Regions from separate parts of the Homo sapiens genome. Here regions 1 and 2 are each linked to region 3. Evidence: chromatin contacts called from ENCODE Hi-C or POLR2A ChIA-PET data. All regions are on one chromosome and are shown on one strand. The core of a region is the stretch at or near the end of the contact, and the rest is flanking DNA. Distances in the headings are between cores, read along the strand shown. Region 1 overlaps LOC105377816 (a long non-coding RNA gene). Region 2 has its middle 99 kb from the start of LINC00392. Region 3 holds the start of KLF5 (KLF transcription factor 5).

Region 1 (4,764 bases), core at 488-2,987, 460 kb after region 3:
TGGTTATTTCTCGATGACATGCTAAACAAGGGGTGGATTATTCATGCCTCCCCTTTTTAGACTATGTAGGGTAACTTCCTGACGTTGCCATAGCATTTGTAAACTGTCATGGCACTGGTGCGAGCGTAGCAGTGAGGACGACCAGAGGTCACTCCCGTGGCCATCTTGGTTTTGGTGGGTTTTGGCTGGCTTCTTTATTGCAACCTGTTTTATCAGGAAGGTCTTTATGACCTGTATCCTGTGCCGACCTCCTATGACATCCTGTGACTTAGAATGCCTTAACCGTCTGGGAATACAGCCCAGTAGGTTTCAGCCTCATTTTACCCAGCCCCATTCAAGATGGAGTTGCTCTGGTTCCCATGCCTCTGACATAGTTAGAACTCTGTGAGCTCCAGAAACCATGCCAAAGCAAAGCCCATGACTACCCTGTGTCCATCCCAAGATTTTCCTGCTGTCGGGGGCACAGCAGGGAGTCTCTCCCTGAGGCGGCCAGGAGTTCCTCAGTCAGAGGGAAAATACAACAGGAGAAGAATGGCTGTGCAGACGGCCTGCATAGATGATCTGGTACTAATATATCATTCAGAAAACACTTGCAATGTCCTTTATGATCCTCTCAGGATATTTTTATTACAATTACGGGCAACAGCCCATGAAAGATACGCCACGGTTCTCAATTTACCCAAGCAACTACCATACTCTTTTCTTTACTTCTGCTCTTACATTTAAAAAAAAAAGTTTCAGGGCTTACATATTACCTTTGCTAATTTTGAAAGAGAAGGAAAACCTGCAGAATCAAAAGCTCAAATAGCTCACTTTAAAAGCACTTGAGAACAAGAGAAAGTTTTATGTGATTACATTAATAGCAGTGACAAATGCATGTAAAACACTTAACTGTGGTCTGTGATGCAAAGAAAACCCATTTAGGTGTCATTCATCTTTTTCACATTAGTACAATGAGTACTCTCTGCTTTCTCTTCTCAGACAACACTTGAATTAGAATGCTGCATTTTCCAGAAGCAAGCCTTCTAACTTTTCTTTCTAGCACACCCTTCTATAGAAATGATTTAACCTCTAAAGCCCAAAAATATAAAACAAGATCTTTTTTTTTTTCATCTAATTCCATCTTCCTAAAATTTTTTTTTGGAAACACTTTGTCTTTGAAGGGACATAATTTCTATTTACTGATTGGCTAGCTCTCATATTTTTCTCCTAAAGAAAATAAAGTATGCAAAAGACCAGGCATGGTGACTTACACTTGTAATCCCAGCACTTTGGGAGGCTGAGGTGGGAGGATCGCTTAAGCCCAGGAGTTTGAGACCAGCCTGGGCAACATAGTGAGACCCCATCTCTACAAAAAAGTTGGGAGATGTGTGATGTGTGATGGCATGTGCCTGTAGTCCCAGCTACTTGGAAGGCTAAGATGGGAAGATCATTTGAGTCCAGGAGCTCAAGGCTGCAGAGATCCGTGATTGCAGCCACACATTCCACCACATTCCAGCCTGGGCAATAGAGTGAGACCTTTTCTTAAAAAGAAAAGAAAAGAAAAGAAAAAAAAGCAAAAAGCACAATAAACTATACCTGCTGGTAAGGTATTTCCTAACTCAGAATCATGAAGAATAGAAAAGAAACAGGGAGATGATAAAGAAGAAAACAGTGATGAGGTGTGGAGAAAAAGTGGAAGGGAGGGGGAAAGAGACGGGGAGGAGACAAGTGAGGAGGAAATGGAGGCATTAGAAGTGGCTGCTCTGAACATGCATCAACCTAGCTTCCCACAGCCGTGGATGCTGCACAGCATGAAAACTTCAAGAAACTTTCACAACTGTTCCCCTCCTCTCCTCCTAACTGCCATCTTCTCCCCACTCCCCAGTCAAGTTTTACACGTGAGAGAAACTGTATGATGTGGTGGAAAAAAAAGTTTTATGGAGAGTCAGATGACCCGCCTCTAACTAACCGTGACCTTGCCAGGTCATTCGGCTCCTCCAATCTTCTATTTCCACACTAGAAATAGCAGGGAGTTGGGCCTGAAGATCCCATAGTCCCTTTCATCTCTGACTTACCTGAAAACTCAGACCTGGAGAAGTTACTTGTGCAAAGCCACATAGCTAGTTAGGGGCAGGGCTAGGCTGGATCTAGGGTCTCCTGGGGAATCATAAGGTTTTTATAGCTTCCTTTAGGTGGAGTGGATTGTGCAGAAATTTATTCCGTGGACTAATACAGGCACCCGTCTTATTGAACCACCCTGTGTTCCCCCAAACCTCTTTACAATTTTGGTTTTTGTTTTTACATTTTTCCTGGAAGGTCAAGTCAGCCTGTACAAGAAACCCAGCAGTAGAGGCTGTCTCCTGTTCACTGTGAAAGTGAAAGCTTGGAGAAGAGCAGCCTGTTTACTAATGAGAGCAGTGAGGTCGTACCTCACTAGAGAGGAAAGAGGATGTCAGGCAGGTAAGGGCTTCAGAGGGTCTGGGTGAAGAATCAGTGCCAGTCTCCTCACTCCAACCTCATCCCTTCTCCCGCAGATGCACACAGGGACTGGGTGGACAGGAGGTCCAGTGTTGTCAGTCCCTCCTGTCTGCCCTTCAAATAAACATTTCAAGGCTCCCAAAGGGATTTCTTGCAAACTTGAGTTTCTGATGTGGAAGGAAATGTTTCCAGATATTTTTTAAAAATCACAACAAGCTCCAGCATCATACAAAGGAAAAGAAAATACTTAGGTTTAAAGCTTTGAAGGAATATTAAATAAGAGACAGAATTTTGGTTATGCCAGATATGAATGCCAGCACTATAGGAAAGAACCTCATAAAACATATCAAGCCCAGGAAAAAATAAAACAAGCAAAAATAGACTATCATTTGAACTATAGCAGGCCCATAAATTCAGCTCCAAAATTACAGCCAACACACATACCATATTGTACAACTGAGCCCGCAAAAGGGGAAATTAACAATAAACCAAAAAGTTTTTTAAAATAACATGTTGAAGTAAAGAAAAAATGCAAAGCTACAAAAGTCATAATAAGTAACTTTCTGGGAAAAAAAAAACGCCAATGAAGTATCTTATTTTCCTTTTTAAAGATTCTGGATTTCAGAGAGCATCTGAGATAGTGGATGAGTCAATATGGGTGGGTAGGTTCAGCGTGTTTGACAAATAAGTTTTGCTCCTCACCAGGACATTTGGATGATACATAAATAGAAACCTTCTTTTCATCTTGAGAAGCATAAGGAAGTGCTTTCTCAGAGTGAATATTTTCCTCAAATCACTTGGAAAAGAGAAAGAACATTTATTTCCATGTTTCTCGTATCTAGCAAACTCTATTGACCTGAGGTTGAACTTGAAAACATTGTTCTAGTACAGCCTCTCTGTCAATTCCCAACTTGTCTTTCTTTACCATCTCTCCATGCTCTTAGAAACACCATCTCCTGCAGTACCTCTCACTTTATTTATTTATTTGAGGCAGAGTTTCACAATTGTTGCCCAGGCTGGAGTGCAATGGTGCGATCTCAGCTCACTGCAACCTCCGCCTCCCGGGTTCAAATGATTCTCTTGCCTCAGCCTCCCAAGTAGCTGAGATTACAGGCATGCGCCACCACCCCTGCCTAATTTTATATTTTTAGTAGAGATGTAGTTTCACCATGTTGGTCAGGCTGGTCTCGAACTCCTGACCTCAGGTGATCCACCCGCCTTAGCCTCCCAAAGTGCTGGGATTACAGGTGTGAGCCACCGTGCCCGGGCCCTCCCATAAAGAATGCTTTTTTGTTTGCTGGAAGGTTGAGTAGAATCCCCTCCAGTGCTAATGCCAGTGTGTGAAGTTGAGCACAGGCCACCAGCATCTGCCCCAGCCTCCCAGCAAACCTCCCTGTCTGCAGGGGCTTTCCTGCAGGCCGATAGGCTATGGTGCCGCATGCTGGGACAACAAACTGAAGGTCACCGTTGGCATACCCTTGTGAAATCAAGGTGTTCTTTTTACTTGCTTGCACCTCTATCTCACACCTGCCAGGACCTGGGGAGAACAGAGAATCTTTCCTGCAACTTGCGCGAGAACCAGGCCCCACTCCAGCATTCACTGTGCCAGGCTGCTGTGTTTCTGGAATGCTGAGCTACATTCACATCCATTTCCATCCTCTCTAGAAAGCAGCAGCAGGGCAGCTCCCAGGCTGGGCTGCTATGCTGCCGCCTCCTGTTGCCAAGGCCCGAAGTTTGTGGCGTAAGAGGTGGGTTATGTTTTCGGAAGGTGATACTCTGCTCCCCTTTTGCTGCCTGCTTCTTACCTGTAGTGTTCGAAATTTAAAATTCAAATTTGCCGTTCACATCCGGTGTTATTAGACTTGTTTATTTCAATAGAGAGTGGGAGAGATGACTATACATAGGCCCTACAGAGTGAAAGGAATCGTCTGAAGGAAACAGATCAGGTGCTTGTGTTTTTGGTTTATTCGTTCCTCGGCTGCAGTTCTCTTTGAGTTTCTCTTATTTAGTCTCTGACCCACAGTCAGAGCTAGAATACAGATCGCTATCCTTAGAAGGAAACTGAATAATTAAAGGTCATCCAATATACCGTCATTCTTTTATATAACCTCCAAGGGAAAGCCACTTAGGGCTAACAATGCCGTATGGTTCAGTTTTGTAAAAGTAGAATTATCATCGTAATCCTAGAATGTCATGCTTTCTACTCGGCATAGGCCTGATGCTCATTCTTAAATAGTTGCCGTTAAGTTCATTTGCCAGGGTATGTACTAGGGTGAACATTCTAAGGCATTCTATTCCTTCAAA
Region 2 (4,660 bases), core at 1,128-3,627, 410 kb after region 3:
GAACACCTTTTTAGATTCCACATATGAGTGAGATCATGTGGTATTTGTCTTTCTCTGCCTGGCTTATTTCACTTGGCATAATATGGCTCCAGGTTCATCTATGTTGCCGTAAAAGACAGGATTCCATTCTTTTTATGGCTAAATAGTATTCCATTGTGTATATGTGCCATGTTTTCATTATCCATGCTGTGCAGTGTTGACTGTCAACACTGTCAGTTTTTTGCACAAAGTGAGGGGTGGGGAGGAGTTGTGCAGCTAATGGAATGGGGGAGATGGCTTGTCCTCCACCTTCTCCAGAATTAGGGCTTCATTAATTTGTTTAAATATTTCAAATCTCCAGGATTGAGGCATACCTACAGTAAAATGTAAATACAGAAACACTTTTCAAGGAGAAATATTCAGGATTCATTGATTGTTTTTCTTTTCCATCAGTATGCTACCATTTTCCTTTATTGACACAGATACTCAAGAATTGGCTATACTGTCATCCCTTAGTGCCTGTAGGGAATTTGTTCCCGGGCACTCCCCACCCCACCATAGATACCAAAATCTGTGGATGCTCAAGTCACATATATAAAATGGAGTGCAGTATTTGCATATAAGCTATGCACATCCTCCCATATACTTTAAATCATCTCTAGATTACGTATGATACTTGATTACTTATGATTATTTATAATACAATGTAGATGCTAAGTAAATAGTTGTTATACTGTATGTTTTCATTTGCATTGTTTTTATTATTGTTATTTTCTTTTTTTTTTTTCTGAATATTCTTAATCCACAGCAAACTGAATCCATAGATGTGGAACCCATGGATACAGAGGGCCAACTGCACTTTGTTTATTCAAATATTAAATGGGAAATCTATTAAAAATCAATCTTTCCTAAATTAAACTGTTTTTAATTTTTTTTTTTTTTTTTTTTTTGAGACGGAGTTTCGCTCTTGTTGCCCAGGCTGAAGTGCAGTGGCGCGCAACTTTGTCTCACTGCAACCTCCGCCTCCCCGGTTCAAGCGATTCTCCTGCCTCAGCCTTCCTGAGTAGCTGGGATTACAGGCACGTGCCACCACTCCTGGCTATTTTCATATTTTTAGTAGAGACGGGGTTTCTCCATGTTGGTCAGGCTGGTCTTGAACCCCCAACCTCAGAAGATCCACCTGCCTTGGACTCCCAAAGTGCTGGGATTACAGGTGTGAGCCACCACGCCTGGCCCCTAATTTTTTTTAAGTGCCTCCCAATGCAAAAACACATTGCCACCCATAAACTTATTTCGGAAAAAAAAAGAATAAACCTAAATAGAATCAAGCCTCAGAAAATTAGAGACCAGGAAAAAAAAAGCTGGAATTACCTTAGAGGGATTACATCACCAAAATCCAGTCTACAGGAAACTTCACAGGCCAAATCACTCAATTTCTTCAAATTGCAAAAAGCAAAAAAGGGGGAGGGGGGAAGCTGTAATTTGAGAGCCCTCAAAGACATTTATTTTTAAGTATTTTAAATAAATACTGTACTATTGTATATAAGGATGTACATTTAGGGCATAAACCATGAAGAAAAGGGAGGAAGTGATGACTGTCAACGTCTGGACTGTTTTTGCTTTTAGGGAGGAGGTAAGGGCTGTCATTGGCACAGCACACAGAGGCAGTACTACCAAAGCGTTTGGCAAAGGTCTATTGTTCCTAATTTTAAATGGGCTTAGCTAGAAAGGAACATATATTAAACATAAAAAGCACTACAGGGAGTTTATAATTTCATTGTCATTGTATCTACTGGTAGTTTCTGAACTGTCACACAACCCCAGGTTCTCTGGAGTCCTTTATGCCTACTCTAGAAGGGCATAAATCCCTTATCACACTTCAACAGCTGTCTGTACACATTTGGCCAAAAGTATCAGAGAACACCAACTCCTCAAAAAGTAGGAGTGTGGGAGAGAGAGGAAGGTTTAAGTCTAAACCTAATTTCCCGGTTCAGACAGTTGCCCGCACTAAAGGCCTCCTATTTTCTTTCAACAGAGATAGCATTTGGTTTTCCATATTTATATCCTATATACTTGTGTGTACAATGCAAGCTTTGTTATGCTGTATCTGGCCAGTGTTTTCTTCCCTTTACAACAGGCAGTAACTGTAGCTGTGCATAATGTACCTGACAGTGAAGGTGGCTGGCTATTGAAGTCTCTTGTTGGGCAACGTTTGTGCTGGCACAGCCATGGTATTTTTCTTTCTTCCTGTCCCTCCAAACTTTCTTGGTTTAATGACAGTCTTATGTTTCATTTGTTTTCTCTGATCCAACGTGTTTATGTGAGGGCAGTTCTAGGGTACATAAAAGTCAGTTTCAGGGTGGTAATTATTGACCATGGTTTTACACAGCACCTCATGTGGTAAGAAGATAAATGCATAATCACCCAGTAATAAGAAAAACTCTGACTGAAGGACCAAAGGACGTTGTCATTTTACTCCACCCTCTGTGAGTCAGCGAAATGGATTGAATTATAAACCAGAAACCAGCACTTCAATCTGATGAAACTCATCCTATAGAGGAAAGTGTCACTACATGTTGGCAGTTTGTAAAATGTGATGATCTGCCCTAATCCATTGGAACTGACATGTCCTTAATAATAGCAACATTCTTTGTAAATTAAATAGCTATTATTTTTTCAAACCTGTCAGGATATGCTTATGCAGTTGACGCACACGTGATCATAGTCATGTTCACTGTGTCTAAAAGTGAGAAAAATAGAATCCATTTTGGAATGTGTAAAATTAAGCCAGTAATCTTGGTCTCTCAAGGCATGAACCAAAACTGAGCTAAAAACCCTGGATTGATTTTCCACATATAAATAAACTGAGTCTGGATGGTGGCATATGTCCCAAGGTCATTGTGCAATGGTAATCGATGATTAATTAATCATGTAGTAAACATTCATTGAGCACCTATTCTGTCCTAGGCACAGTGCTAGGCAAGGATGCAGCAAAGAAATGACAAGAATCGTTCTTATCTGTTTCCATTTCTCCACTGCTTGTTTAACCCTTTCTAGTCAGCAACCTGGTACTCTTTTCTCTCCTGTGAGGAGAGAGACCGTCTGTGCTCCCTGTGCCTTCAAGGCTGCCCTTGCAAAGGACACTTCTTCCACAGAGAAACGAGTGACATATGGTTTATGTTGGTGGCTTAGCTAAAAGGGAACATATTTTCAGCATAGTGCTGCCACCCTTTTTAAAAAATTTCTTGTAACCTCGACGAACCTCAGGAGAAATTCTCTAGAATTGTGTTACAGTACATGAACAATTCTTTTGCAAAGTTATTTCATGACTTGAAGATTATAACAGGTAAGGATTGCAACATGAAGTCATGCAAGACAGGCTTAAAATAATTTGAAATTTTCTGACGTGTCTTACAAATAAACCACTGTGAGAGTCATCTTAAAGTCAGGCTTTATCTTGGACACATCAGCTTATAACCTGGGTAATGATGTGTCTGAAGCAGACAGGATATGGCAAACTGGGAAGCCAAAGGTTTAATCAGGGGGCTTACTATCAGCAGATCTCACTTAATGGACTGTTATCAAGGTGTTGCTGAAGATTGCAAATATTAAGCCTGAAACACCCGATGGTTGCTGTTTTGTTTATAATATTTGAATGAGAACAGCAAGTGAAGAGTATAAGTCAGAGCTACTGTACCTGTAGGCTGTGCCTCACACAAGGGCACCCAGTGGAGAAGGTAGCAGGCTGGGGCTAAAATCCCGTGTGCACCATGCTCACTGGGCCATACACCCTGAGGTGAGGCTACACTGGCCCAGAGGGGTGCCTTTTGTGTGTTTGTATAAAGGTGCTATATGGGTAGCTGTGGCACTAGCACTATTGTCTTCCCAAGACAGATTTTTGGAAACTGCTGACGTGGCTAAGATAGGGGAAGGGCTGTCTTACTGCTAGTGGAAGAACTAACTCTAGCTAGGATATATGTTCTTTCCCAGAACAAGCTGGGCACTCTCCAATGATTCCAAGTTACCAGGCATTTCTGGGGGCGGAAGAGCATTGTTGCTCCACCCACCTCCTTTTCCTGGAGAATTGTCAAGATCTAGGATTTCCCCAGAGCTGGAATAATTACTGAGTAGAGTCCAGCCCTGCTGAGAAATTGCAGAGTAAATTTCCCCTGAAGGCCATGTCTCCTGCATCCTGCCACCTGCATCTTGGTTGTAGTTTAAAAGTCTTGTCCAAGAGGATTGCTAAAATATAAATGCCCAGACTGACAGCTGCTCTCTGCACAGTGTGAAACATTAGCTTATAAGAAATCCTAGGTTTCCTGTGTTTACCATCACACACCACTTCCATGGAATTAAGTTGGGTCTCATTAATGTGTGGAATGCTCCATATCTTAATGAAATCCTCTTTTGCATGTGTGCGTGATATGACAGTGTAACAGCTCAGAAATTACCACAATGCTCCACTCTACATTTCCTAGCCCAAACACACACACACACACACACACACACACACACACACACACACCCCAACCACTATTAGGAACAGTAACATTAAGTGGAGGAAGCTATCAAGATATAAATAAGGAGGGCCAGGCATGGTGGCTCACACCTGTAATCCCAGCACTTTGGGAGGCCAAGGTGGGTGGATCATGAGGTCAAGAGATCGAGACCATCCCGGCCA
Region 3 (4,617 bases), core at 251-2,750:
AATCATGTGTCAACAGGAAGAGAAGGAAAAGGAGAAAAACCCAGTTTACAGCATAATTTTATATTTTCTAATAATAAATACATTTCTTTATGTGCATATTAATTTTCTACCCATTGAAAATGAGATCCATACCTTTGATAGATACACTCTTTGAAGTGAACGTTTTTATCCAAGACTTTTTTTTAAAGCTGTTTTACTCTGAAGTGATGAATAGGCTGTGGTATATGTAAAACTGTCTAATGGTATATTGTGTGTCAACATATGTACATTTGTAGTAATATCACAGGCATTTTTATTGCAGTTTATTGTTCCGTCCTCCCAATAAGCCAGATAAAATCATGTACAAGAACATTAAGGATTAAGGGAAGTGGTTTCCTTAGGTGATTGCTGGCAAAAATTCACCCTCCCATTATAACAACATAGTAAATGGATGGTAATATATTTGGCTATTACTTTCCAACAAATTTGGATTCCCAGTTTTCAGAGCTGCTCTGTGTCTATGTTTGCGGCTTTTTGATTGTCTCTTCGTAGGAAAAGGTGCCACAATGTGAGGTAAATGTGCTAGGTTTCTGCTTTGTAAATATTAAAGTCCATTTTTTGAACATACAGTGCTAGCAAAAATAAGTCAAAGATGTAATGTCTATTTAAATACACGTTTGAGCTAGTCGTGCTTAAATTAGATTCCATGCTTCGGCTAGAATCAACACGGCTTAAATATTAGAAACTTCAAAATTCATATGGCCCAAGCCCTCCTCCCCACACACGGATGGGAAGTAGAAATGTGTGGGAAAACGTCTAGCAATTAAAATCCTGAAGGAGTGGGAAAAACCCAGGCTTTTATGCAAGGATCTGAAAAAACGCTTGCCATCAAATCTTTTATTCAGGCATTCTGAATTTGCCTTGTTAAACGGATACACTCACTGCTAAAGATACACAGGGACAAGAGCTGTTTTAAATTTGTTTATCACACCGCCCCTAGTTTTCTGCTAAAGAGAAGTACATTTTGGATATTTAAAAGTACACACTCATTAGACAAATCTCTAAAAGCCTCAGCGCCCCTACCTAGCTGCCTTCTGGGTTTCAGCTTTTGAGTTTCAGGTCCTTGCACAACACCTAAGACGTGCAATACTCTTTTTCTTCCTAATCCTGGCAGAGAACAGTGCGAAGAGATCTCCCTCCGCGTCTCCACCCTAATTCCCCCTCTTCCCAGATTCCACCCGCTCCGCTACTTCCCTCCGCCCCCGGCTCCGCCAGCCCAATCTGTCAGAGAAGTTGTGTACAAACTGCGCGGCCGCCCTGCGCGCGAAGCTCGTGGCCCGAGAGGGGTGCGGTCGGGCCGACGGAGGCGGGGCCCTGGCTGCCTCTCTCCCTGCTCATAGGCTGGCCGCTCAGGCCTGGCCGGCCTCGGGGCCTCGGGATTCGCGGCGGCGCTGCCAATCAGGCGATCGGGCCCCGCCCCCCCGGAGTTGGGTGAAATAGAGGCGGGCGTCAAGTGTCAGTAGTCGCGGGGCAGGTACGTGCGCTCGCGGTTCTCTCGCGGAGGTCGGCGGTGGCGGGAGCGGGCTCCGGAGAGCCTGAGAGCACGGTGGGGCGGGGCGGGAGAAAGTGGCCGCCCGGAGGACGTTGGCGTTTACGTGTGGAAGAGCGGAAGAGTTTTGCTTTTCGTGCGCGCCTTCGAAAACTGCCTGCCGCTGTCTGAGGAGTCCACCCGAAACCTCCCCTCCTCCGCCGGCAGCCCCGCGCTGAGCTCGCCGACCCAAGCCAGCGTGGGCGAGGTGGGAAGTGCGCCCGACCCGCGCCTGGAGCTGCGCCCCCGAGTGCCCATGGCTACAAGGGTGCTGAGCATGAGCGCCCGCCTGGGACCCGTGCCCCAGCCGCCGGCGCCGCAGGACGAGCCGGTGTTCGCGCAGCTCAAGCCGGTGCTGGGCGCCGCGAATCCGGCCCGCGACGCGGCGCTCTTCCCCGGCGAGGAGCTGAAGCACGCGCACCACCGCCCGCAGGCGCAGCCCGCGCCCGCGCAGGCCCCGCAGCCGGCCCAGCCGCCCGCCACCGGCCCGCGGCTGCCTCCAGAGGACCTGGTCCAGGTAGGAAGAGCCGCTCCCCTCCCACCGCAGCACTCCCGGGCTCGGGCGTGTCCCGTTGCTGCGACTCGCGGGCGACAGGGGCCGCTCCAGGCTGGGGCGTGCGTCGGGGCGCACCGGAGCCGGTGCTGGGTGGGCAGCCCCGCCCTGCACGCCTGGCCGGGGCCCCGCGTTTCGCTGAGAGTAAATGGGGGGGGGGGCCGGGGGTGGGAAGGATGGAGGGGAATCTGCCCCGGCGGGTCGGCCTGGGAGAGGTAAGAGGGAGGGAACTGGGTGCTCACGCGCACCTTAGTTGTTTTTCTTACACTTGAGGGACGAAACCTTGTACCTTACGCTCAGTTTTACTTAAATTACGCCTTCGCCTGTACCGCTCTCCAATGCCAAGGCATTGGAGCCCTCCCCCCCATCCCCATCGTCTCGGGTTAAGTAGAAACGCAAATTGGGGTGCTGGGGAGAGGTTCCCCAAGGTTTCATACCCGGTGGCTCAACCTGCTTTAGAAGCGATTGCGGGCCGCGTTTGGAAAATGAGAGTTAGGAAAGCTAAGGTTGTGTCGGAGCGCTTATTTTTCCTTAAAAAAAAAAAAAAAAAAAAAAGACCGGGGGTGTTGTTTTCTTCGTGTGCACGTAAATTTCCTCCCGGAGCCGCGTTGAAAGCTGGCAGTTGGCTTTTACACTTGCCCAGCAGCCGAATTAGAGCAACCGCCTGTTTCTTTCGCCCACGCAGGGAGTCATATAGCCCAGAAAAAACTTCCCGGGACTTTTAGCCTGTCCCAAGGAAAAAAAAATTGGAAACATACCCACATGCAAACAGCTGGAAGAGCTAAAATCAGAAACCACTAACCGCCGCGGGAGCGCAGTGCACGAAAGGGTTTAGTTCAGTTTATTTCAAGACACTTCATTTAGTAGCTCTTTGGCGTGTCGTATATTTGCTACCCAGCGCCTACTCCGTGGGGTCTGCCAGGGTCTTGCTGTGAGAGGGCAGTGGCGTTTGTCAGAGATGTGACTCACATGATGAGAGCGTTAATTTTTATTTTTAAATCATGTCTATCCGGGAAACCCCGTCCGCATCCACACCAAGGTCCGAGATGAAACGCATTTGAAATGAAGTAGTAGCAGAAAATGACTGTCTTATTTACCTGTTAAGGTGCCACAGCTAATATATGCGCCATTCCATCTAGTTGGTTTTCTTATCTTTCGAAATTTCCTTTTCAGTGTTAAAAAATGTAGGCTTAAGTTATACTAGGAGAGAAGATAGCTGGAAAAGGCTTGAGGCGACTTGTTACAAGCTGGTTTATAGCCTAGAAAAGAGATCACCGTTTGAAAAGTATTTGGTTATTTCAGTTTGTCAATTTTCTGCTCTGGAGGCACTAAGAAGATAAGGGATGACTGAGCTTTTTACAGAGTAGGGGGGAATGTAGCATTGGCCCACTGAGAAGGACATGATAAATGTTTTGCTGATGACTGTGCTAGGGATACAGCAGCCTCCCCACCCACGGGCTCCTTAGCAGCACTCTACCAAGGGAGTGATTTTCCCCTAGGTAATTAAAGATCTGTTTTAGATAGGGATATGAATAGGAACATTTCATTATCATATTAACCAATTACAGGATCTGCTGATGAAAATCAACATTTAGATCAAATATTGAATGTGAAATTGTTTTGTTTCAGTGGATACAAGGTTTTGCTTAGAACGTTGTGTTTAATTTCTCATTGAACTGTAAACAAGAAAAGACACTGAAATAGCCAAATAATATTTTTATATTACTTTTGAAGTATCTAGTCAAGAAAAGAAACCTGTGCAATATTTTAAAGGTTTGCATCGTTTTTTCTATTAAAAAAAACCACGCTTTTTAATGTTTGTGACTTAAACAGAATTGAGGTAGTTTGGCAACATTTCAATACTGTACTCTAATTGCAAACTTAACTGTGTAATGGGGCAGGGAATCCTGCTTGTACAGGGGTGATGGTACCTTGTTATTGCATCAGAATGGAATGTTTTAAGTTTGCTTTCTTTTTTATTCTTGATTTGCGTCTTTCACTTTTGGGGGTGATTGGGGGAGCAGTTTTACCAGTTACACAGAGTTTCATAAGGTTTTGGTCAACCAGTTATTACACAATCGACAAAATAAGCCTGATATGTTTATAAGCAACACTGAGGAGTTTGCCCTAGTACCTTACACAGGGATTGGGGGAATTTTTAGTAGGCGCCGATTGTTCGTTCTTCCCGAGATGGTGAATCAGGTGGATTATGCATTTTATATCTCTTCTTTTTTAGACAAGATGTGAAATGGAGAAGTATCTGACACCTCAGCTTCCTCCAGTTCCTATAATTCCAGAGCATAAAAAGTATAGACGAGACAGTGCCTCAGTCGTAGACCAGTTCTTCACTGACACTGAAGGGTTACCTTACAGTATCAACATGAACGTCTTCCTCCCTGACATCACTCACCTGAGAACTGGCCTCTACAAATCCCAGAGACCGTGCGTAACACACATCAAGACAGAACCTGTTGCCATTTTCAGCCACCAGAGTGAA

Evidence for each region. Hi-C counts contacts between places; a loop is a spot of excess contacts on that map. ChIA-PET counts read pairs that join two places held with the same protein, here RNA polymerase II (POLR2A). Pooled maps may share reads with other maps.
Region 1: a loop to region 3 is called in a map of CD4-positive, alpha-beta T cell, with 2.3 times the contacts of the local background. The contact joins the enhancer-like site here to the promoter of KLF5 in region 3. A Hi-C loop is called at or near these places in 2 of 168 maps with a recorded cell type or tissue (CD4-positive, alpha-beta T cell and naive thymus-derived CD4-positive, alpha-beta T cell) and 7 of 50 pooled maps. POLR2A ChIA-PET finds 5 or more read pairs at or near these places in 2 of 52 experiments (BJ and CD4-positive, alpha-beta T cell).
Region 2: a map of mammary epithelial cell shows a loop between it and region 3 (8-fold over the local background). The contact joins the enhancer-like site here to the promoter of KLF5 in region 3. A Hi-C loop is called at or near these places in 1 of 168 maps with a recorded cell type or tissue (mammary epithelial cell) and 2 of 50 pooled maps. POLR2A ChIA-PET finds 5 or more read pairs at or near these places in 2 of 52 experiments (MCF 10A and PC-9).

The regions. Positions count from the first base shown.
Region 1 is chr13:73,519,019-73,523,782 of GRCh38, forward strand. It overlaps LOC105377816 (a long non-coding RNA gene), which reads right to left. Exons shown (of 3, transcript XR_942079.2): 3 at 4,581-4,764. Among named protein-coding and RNA genes, the nearest start is that of LINC00392, 43 kb to the right of the region's middle. RefSeq lists enhancers at 3,460-3,961, 3,962-4,461. Within about 2 kb of position 1,738, at least 2 of the 41 ENCODE cell types and tissues checked have a DNase peak (open chromatin) inside an H3K27ac peak, as active enhancers do; they include CD4-positive, alpha-beta T cell, where a contact is called at or near this core.
Region 2 is chr13:73,463,339-73,467,998 of GRCh38, forward strand. No RefSeq gene overlaps it. Among named protein-coding and RNA genes, the nearest start is that of LINC00392, 99 kb to the right of the region's middle. Within about 2 kb of position 2,378, at least 8 of the 41 ENCODE cell types and tissues checked have a DNase peak (open chromatin) inside an H3K27ac peak, as active enhancers do; they include PC-9 and mammary epithelial cell, where a contact is called at or near this core.
Region 3 is chr13:73,057,505-73,062,121 of GRCh38, forward strand. It overlaps KLF5 (KLF transcription factor 5), which reads left to right and starts at 1,501. Exons shown (of 4, transcript NM_001730.5): 1 at 1,501-2,084; 2 at 4,357-4,617. The coding sequence starts at 1,824. RefSeq lists silencers at 1,245-1,854, 2,175-2,264.